Regions from separate parts of the Homo sapiens genome. Here region 2 is linked to region 1. Evidence: chromatin loops called from intact Hi-C (ENCODE). Cell type or tissue: PC-3. All regions are shown on one strand. Each heading gives the region's core, and the rest is flanking DNA. Links, peaks and the distances in the headings are about the cores only. Region 1 overlaps LOC105374217 (a long non-coding RNA gene). Region 2 has its middle 4.4 kb from the start of FNDC3B.

Region 1 (2,922 bases), core at 104-2,603:
TGTGAGAGGTGGAAAGTGACTGGAAGGGGCACAGAGAACTTTCTCGGTTGATAGATAGAATGTTTTTATCATGGCTGGGTGCAGTGGCTCACACCTGTAATCCCAGCCCTTTGGGAGGGAGGCTGAGGTGGGCAGATCACTTGAGGTGATCTGAGGTCAAGAGTTCAAGACCAGCCTGGCCAACATGGTGAAACCCTATCTCTACTAAAAATACAAAAATTAGCTGGGCATGGTGGTACATGCTTGTAGTCCCAGCTACTTGGAAGGCTGAGGTAGGAGAATCACTTGAACCCAGGAGGCAGAGGTTGCAGTGATCGTGCCACTAGATCGTGCCACTGCACCCCAGACTGGGAGACAAAGAAAGACTCCATCTGAGAAAAAAAAAAGTTTATATCATGATTGGAGTGATGAATATTTAGGTGTGTACATTGATCAAAATTCATTAAATTGTATACTTAGGATGTGTGCATTTCTGTATGTAAATTTTACCTAAGTGGGGAAAAAGACTGAGACAGAGAGATCTCAAATTATTAAGCAGAGTTGTCTTTCTCTGTGTGACTATAGATGACAAGTCAGAGGCAGTAGACAACCCTGAATAGAAGGAAGCAAAGGTAACAGATTTCATGTCAGGAATCCAACTCTAATTAGTGGGACAAGTCTATTCTTGGAGATGTCCTGAGATAGGAAAAAAGTCACTCAATATTTCAAAGTATTGTAAGATGAGAGACGATTGTAATATCTTAGTCAATTTGTGAACAATATAGATCTCAGCCCCAAGTTCAACTGCATAGGATCATGGGCACACTAGTATGTTTTCTTTGTTTTAGGAAATGTACAGATTAAGTTCCAATGGGAAACTAGATGTCAACTTTGATGGACTTAAATCGTTGCCCTTTCCTCATAGGAAAGCCTCCAAGGCCCTCTCTCTGAGTCTGTCTTATACATAAGGCAAAGAAGGTGGGCTAACTGCTTTGTTTCCTAGCCCTTGGCAGGTTAGAAGCAGCAAATTAGAAATGGGAGGAGGCAGTGAAATAGCCAGAGGCTGTGACTCAGACAGCAAGTGACAGCTCACAGCAGGCAGAAAGGATGAAAGGAAGGGAGAAATATAAAAAGCCAACCTAAATACTCAAGAACACAACAGTGGGAAGGGGGGCCTCCCACAGCTCAATTTATTTAAATAGTTCCTCAGTGCACTGCAGTGTTTTACAGACCAGTCCAAAATCTTTTTTAATGTCCTAAAAGAAGAACCAGTAATGTAATGACATCCATTATGCATTGTGTAAGTCAGAGAATTGTTACATTTTCCCTAAAATTTTGTGTGATATGATTAGAAAAATATTTAAACATTTTTTGATCAGAGGATTGAACTTGTTAAAAAAATTGCTTCTGTAAAATACTTATTCCCTGATAATATTGAATAACACATTTTTTTACTTTTTAAGATTTGAAGTAAAAGATTTTTACTTTTTAAGATTTATGAATGTTAATTCAAAAAAATTATACGTTAGATGACATCTGGAAGAAGGAAAATAATGGTAACATCCACCTCTGTCACCAAAGCTGTTGTCTTGAACTTCCTATTTTCCAAAAGCCTTTGAAATGCCATCCCTATTGTTTTATGAGGGCTTTATATATCAACATCTGTCACAGAATTCCTTTCTTCTGTATGTAAATCGTTATATTAGATCAGACTTCGAATTTATTTTTAGCAGTTTTGTGAAAAGGAGACCCCATTTTGTGAATCTTTTACCAAGTGATATGATGGGATTAGCTCCTATTGAGTCCTGAGAGCCAAGTGTAGCATTTCTTTCCAACTCTGATTTCATGTTGTCGGCTTGAAAATGGCTGTGGTGGGAGTATGTATACCATGAAAATCAACAAACACCATAAATCAGGGCTCTTTTCTTTCTTTAGAGAGCTAGTTGTTAAACATTTACCAGCACACCACTGGTTCCATCAGATTCTAAAAACACACTGTATTTAGTCTTAGATTCAGTTGTCACCACCTGTGGCTCTTCCCTTAATAAGAAACATAGCTTGTTACAGCTGGGTAGTCCTCAGCACAATTTGTTTTGTTATGTACATTTATTGAGGTCTGGATAATCTACTTTATTTATTAAGTTATTCAATTATTGATGACAAAATAGATGGGAAATAAACTGAGTAAAAAAGGAAATAAAGGTTATAGGGTCAGTATTGTTACAAAATATAATCTTCGTAGTACTTGGTTTCAAGAAATCAGGTATTTTTGTCAGATCATGATAGGTATTGAATGCAATAGACAAGTTACCCAAGCGAATATTGCACTCCTGGCTTCATATTTAGAAAAGAGGTGCACCAGCCAGGTGTGGTGGCTCATGCCTGTAAGCTCAGCACTTTGGGAGGCCGAGGTGGGTGGATCACTTGAGGTCAGGAGTTCGAGACCAGCCTGACCAACGTGGTGAAACACCGTCTCTACTAAAAATACAAAATTAGCCAGATGTGGTGGCATATGCCTGTAATCTCAGCTACTTCGGAGGCTGATCGCTTGAGCCCGGGAGGCGGAGATTGCAGTGAGCCGAAATCGCGCCATTGCACTCTAGCCTGGGCAACAAGAGTGAAACTCTGTCTCAAAAAAAAAAAAAAAAAAGAAAAAAGAAAAAGAGGTGCACCATAAGGTGCCACAAAAACAGTTGTTTTAATCAGGGAAGGCATACACACTTCCATTATGTGGATATCTGAAGCTCTTGAGAAAGGCAAGTTTGCTTAAATTACTCACTCTACCAGTGAGTAATATTTGTGATTTTAGGGAATTTCATTGCATATGTAAATTCAACGTGATGACACTTATAACCTGCTTGGGATTTAAGCTTTGACATGTGCTGCCCTGTAGGCACCTACGAATTTCTGACCAGGTTTTATTGCTGTGTAACAACTGCGACC
Region 2 (2,896 bases), core at 1-2,500, 85 kb before region 1:
TTTGCTCAAATACAAAAGTTAACATCCAAATGAAGATGCCTAGAAGTTAAGGCCTATAACAAAATATAGAGACTCTTAAACCCTTCTACCACCTATGCAATGTAGGCTGAGTCCAAATTTTAAAAAGATTCTTAGTCATACTTCTTCATCTCAAATAATTTATATCAAAAAATGCAACAGTAGTACACAGGAAAGAATGAAAGTATTGAAGCTAGCATTGAAAAGGTCTCAAACAATTCAACTTTTCTGAACACTTCTGTAGTCTAAAATGTTTAAATTTGAAACTCTCTCTCAAAGATCACTATGACTAGTAACACGTAATATCTACAAGACCCAGCTGCATTCTCAGTTTCAATGTCCTTCTTCTCCCTATAGCTCGAGTTGCTAGGTTCCCAAGGCAGGCTCAGTTCTGCCCCTACTCTTAAAAACTGCTCTTGACCACCAGGCATGGTGGCTCATGCCTGTAATCTCAGCACTTTGGGAGGCTGAGGCAGGCGGATCACCTGAGGTCAGGAGTTCGAGATTAGCCTGGCCAGCATGGTGAAACACAATCTCTACTTAAAAAAAAAAAAAAATACAAAAATTAGCCTGGTATGATGGCAGACACCTGTAATCCCAGCTATTTGGGAGGCTGAGGCAGGAGAATCATTTGAGCCCAGGAGGCAGAGGTTGCAGTGAGCTGAGATGGCACCATTGCACTCCAGCCTGGGCAACAAGAGCAAACTTCCATCTCAAAAATAATAATAATAATAATAATACTCTTGACCCTAAATAGAAGGCATTAACTCTTTGCATCTACTACTTATTCTAATGTCCTGAGCCATATCTGACACCAGCTTCAATATGAACACTGACCAAAAGCCAATTCATCTTGTTTTAAAAGCAACACTGCCACTTCAGTGAAGCACATTTCTCCAACAACTTCACCAGTCACATCTGTGGTTTTGCCGCCTTTTCTATTGTTCAAGGCAAGATAAGCAAATTTTAGCTCAATGTTTTATTTAAAGAAAAACACATTTTAAACAAAGAGATCTGTCCCACAGTTACCAGAACTATTCAGGTAGAAGCTGAATGATTGACAGGGCTCTTAAAAATCACAGGTTGATAGACTCCCACTGTCCCTCCCAAAGCAGAAATCTTGGCTCCCATGTCAATTACAACTAAGGACCCAGCCTCAGTCTGAACAGCACCAGGGAAAGGAAAACCTATTCCTGTGGAGACAGCTTATTATCAACAACTGTAGTTCTAACCCAGGTCTTCTGAAACTGCCTCCTTACAACTTTCTCCCACTGGTTTTATTTCTGCCCTCTGGAGGCAGACAAAATAACAACACTCACCTTCCACATGACCTCCCTTCCAATGAACTGAACATGCCTGGCATTTGCTCCCTAGAGATTCTCTTTTCCTGAATAAACGTCCCTGACATGCCGAACTCGTCAAAGATCTCTCTTCATCCTTCTTTCCTACCACCTCTGAGGGCCTACCTGTTCAGCATCTCTGAAAGTTTGTGATATGGTTTGGATCTGTGTCCCCACCCAAATCTCATGTTGAAATGTAATCCCCAGTGCTGGAGGTGGGTCCTGGTAGGAGGTGATTGGCTCATGGGGGCGGAGTTCTCATGAATGGTTTAGCACCGTCCCCCCTTGGTACTGCATAGTGAGTGAATTCTCAGGAGATCTGGTTGCACCTTCCCCCTCTCTCTAGGTCCTGCTTCAGCCGTGTAGGACGCCTGCTCCTGCTTTACCTTCTGCCATGATTAAAAGCTCCCCGAGGCTTCCCCAGAAGCAGATGCCACTAGGCTTTCTGTACAGCCTGAGGAACTGTGAGCCAATTAAACCTCTTTTCTTTATAAATTACCCAGTCTCAGGCATTTCTTTATAGCAGTACGAGAACTGACTGATACAGTTGGGTATCCAGATTTCACTCATAATATTTCAGGCATGAAAAGACTACAGCTACAAAGAGTGTTATCTTTTCCTGCTTCAGTTTGGACAAAACGCTTCTACTATTACGGTTTAATATTTTGTTAAATTTCTTAGCAGCCTCCTCATTCTGTTAGCTCATGCTTCTTCTTCCATGAGAAGCTGGGCATAAATTAGATATGCAATTGATTTAATCTTAACTGACATTAATTAGTTAACTGGTTGAATATATAATTTTATTAAATTTTATTTGTAAGTTTCATTTTTACATCCCAGCCAACGAGTACTTTTTGGACATTGAGTCTATTATCAAGCAACCTTCCACAGTTTTGTGATATTGATGAGTATGAAGCATGCTTTCCATGTTGCCATTTAAGTCATTAACAAAAACATAAAACAAGACAAGGACAAAGACATATCACCAGTAATTTTTCTCTTGTGGCAAAGTTATTTAAAAAGCTATGAATCTGGGTGCGGTGGCTCATGCCTGTAATCCCAGCACTTTGGGAGGCCAAGGTGCGTGGATCACCTGAGGCCAGGAGTTCGAGACCAGCCTGGCCAACATGGTGAAACTCCATCTCTACTAAAAAATACAAAAATTAGCCGGGCATGGTGGCGGGCGCCTGTAATCCCAGCTACTGGGGCGGCTGAGGCAGGAGAATCACTTGAACCCAGGAGGCAGAGGTTGTAGTGAGCCAAGATGGCACCACTGCACTCCAGCCTGGGCGACAGAGCGAGACTGCATCTCAAAAAAAAAAAAAAAAAAAAAAAAAAATCTGTCTATCACACTGAATTACCTTAAGCCGTACCACCGCAGGGCAGGATTGGATCTTACTTTCCTCACAGTCATTGTCACCACTCTTGCCCACTGCTATAGTTTGGATGTTTGTCCCCCAAACCTCACATTGAAATTTGATCACCAATGTTGGAGATGGGTCCTAATGGGAGGTGTTTGTGTCATGGAGACAGATCCC

Evidence for each region. Peaks named below come from ENCODE experiments on the same cell type or tissue, not always from the same donor. Only the 100,000 strongest peaks of a DNase experiment are listed, where the experiment ranks them.
Region 2: a loop joins it to region 1, with 2.9 times the contacts of the local background. A loop is called at or near these places in 8 of 110 quality-filtered maps.

Annotation. Positions count from the first base shown.
Region 1 is chr3:171,948,729-171,951,650 of GRCh38, reverse strand. All of the region lies in intron 1 of LOC105374217 (a long non-coding RNA gene), which reads right to left. Among named protein-coding and RNA genes, the nearest start is that of TMEM212-AS1, 49 kb to the right of the region's middle. In PC-3, for the core only: no CTCF peak of the experiment used is centred there; a DNase peak (open chromatin) is centred at 1,050; H3K27ac peaks cover 1,320 bases.
Region 2 is chr3:172,033,704-172,036,599 of GRCh38, reverse strand. No RefSeq gene overlaps it. Among named protein-coding and RNA genes, the nearest start is that of FNDC3B, 4.4 kb to the left of the region's middle. RefSeq lists an enhancer at 266-325. In PC-3, for the core only: CTCF peaks have their summits at 1,113 and 1,314 (motif pointing left); no DNase peak of the experiment used is centred there.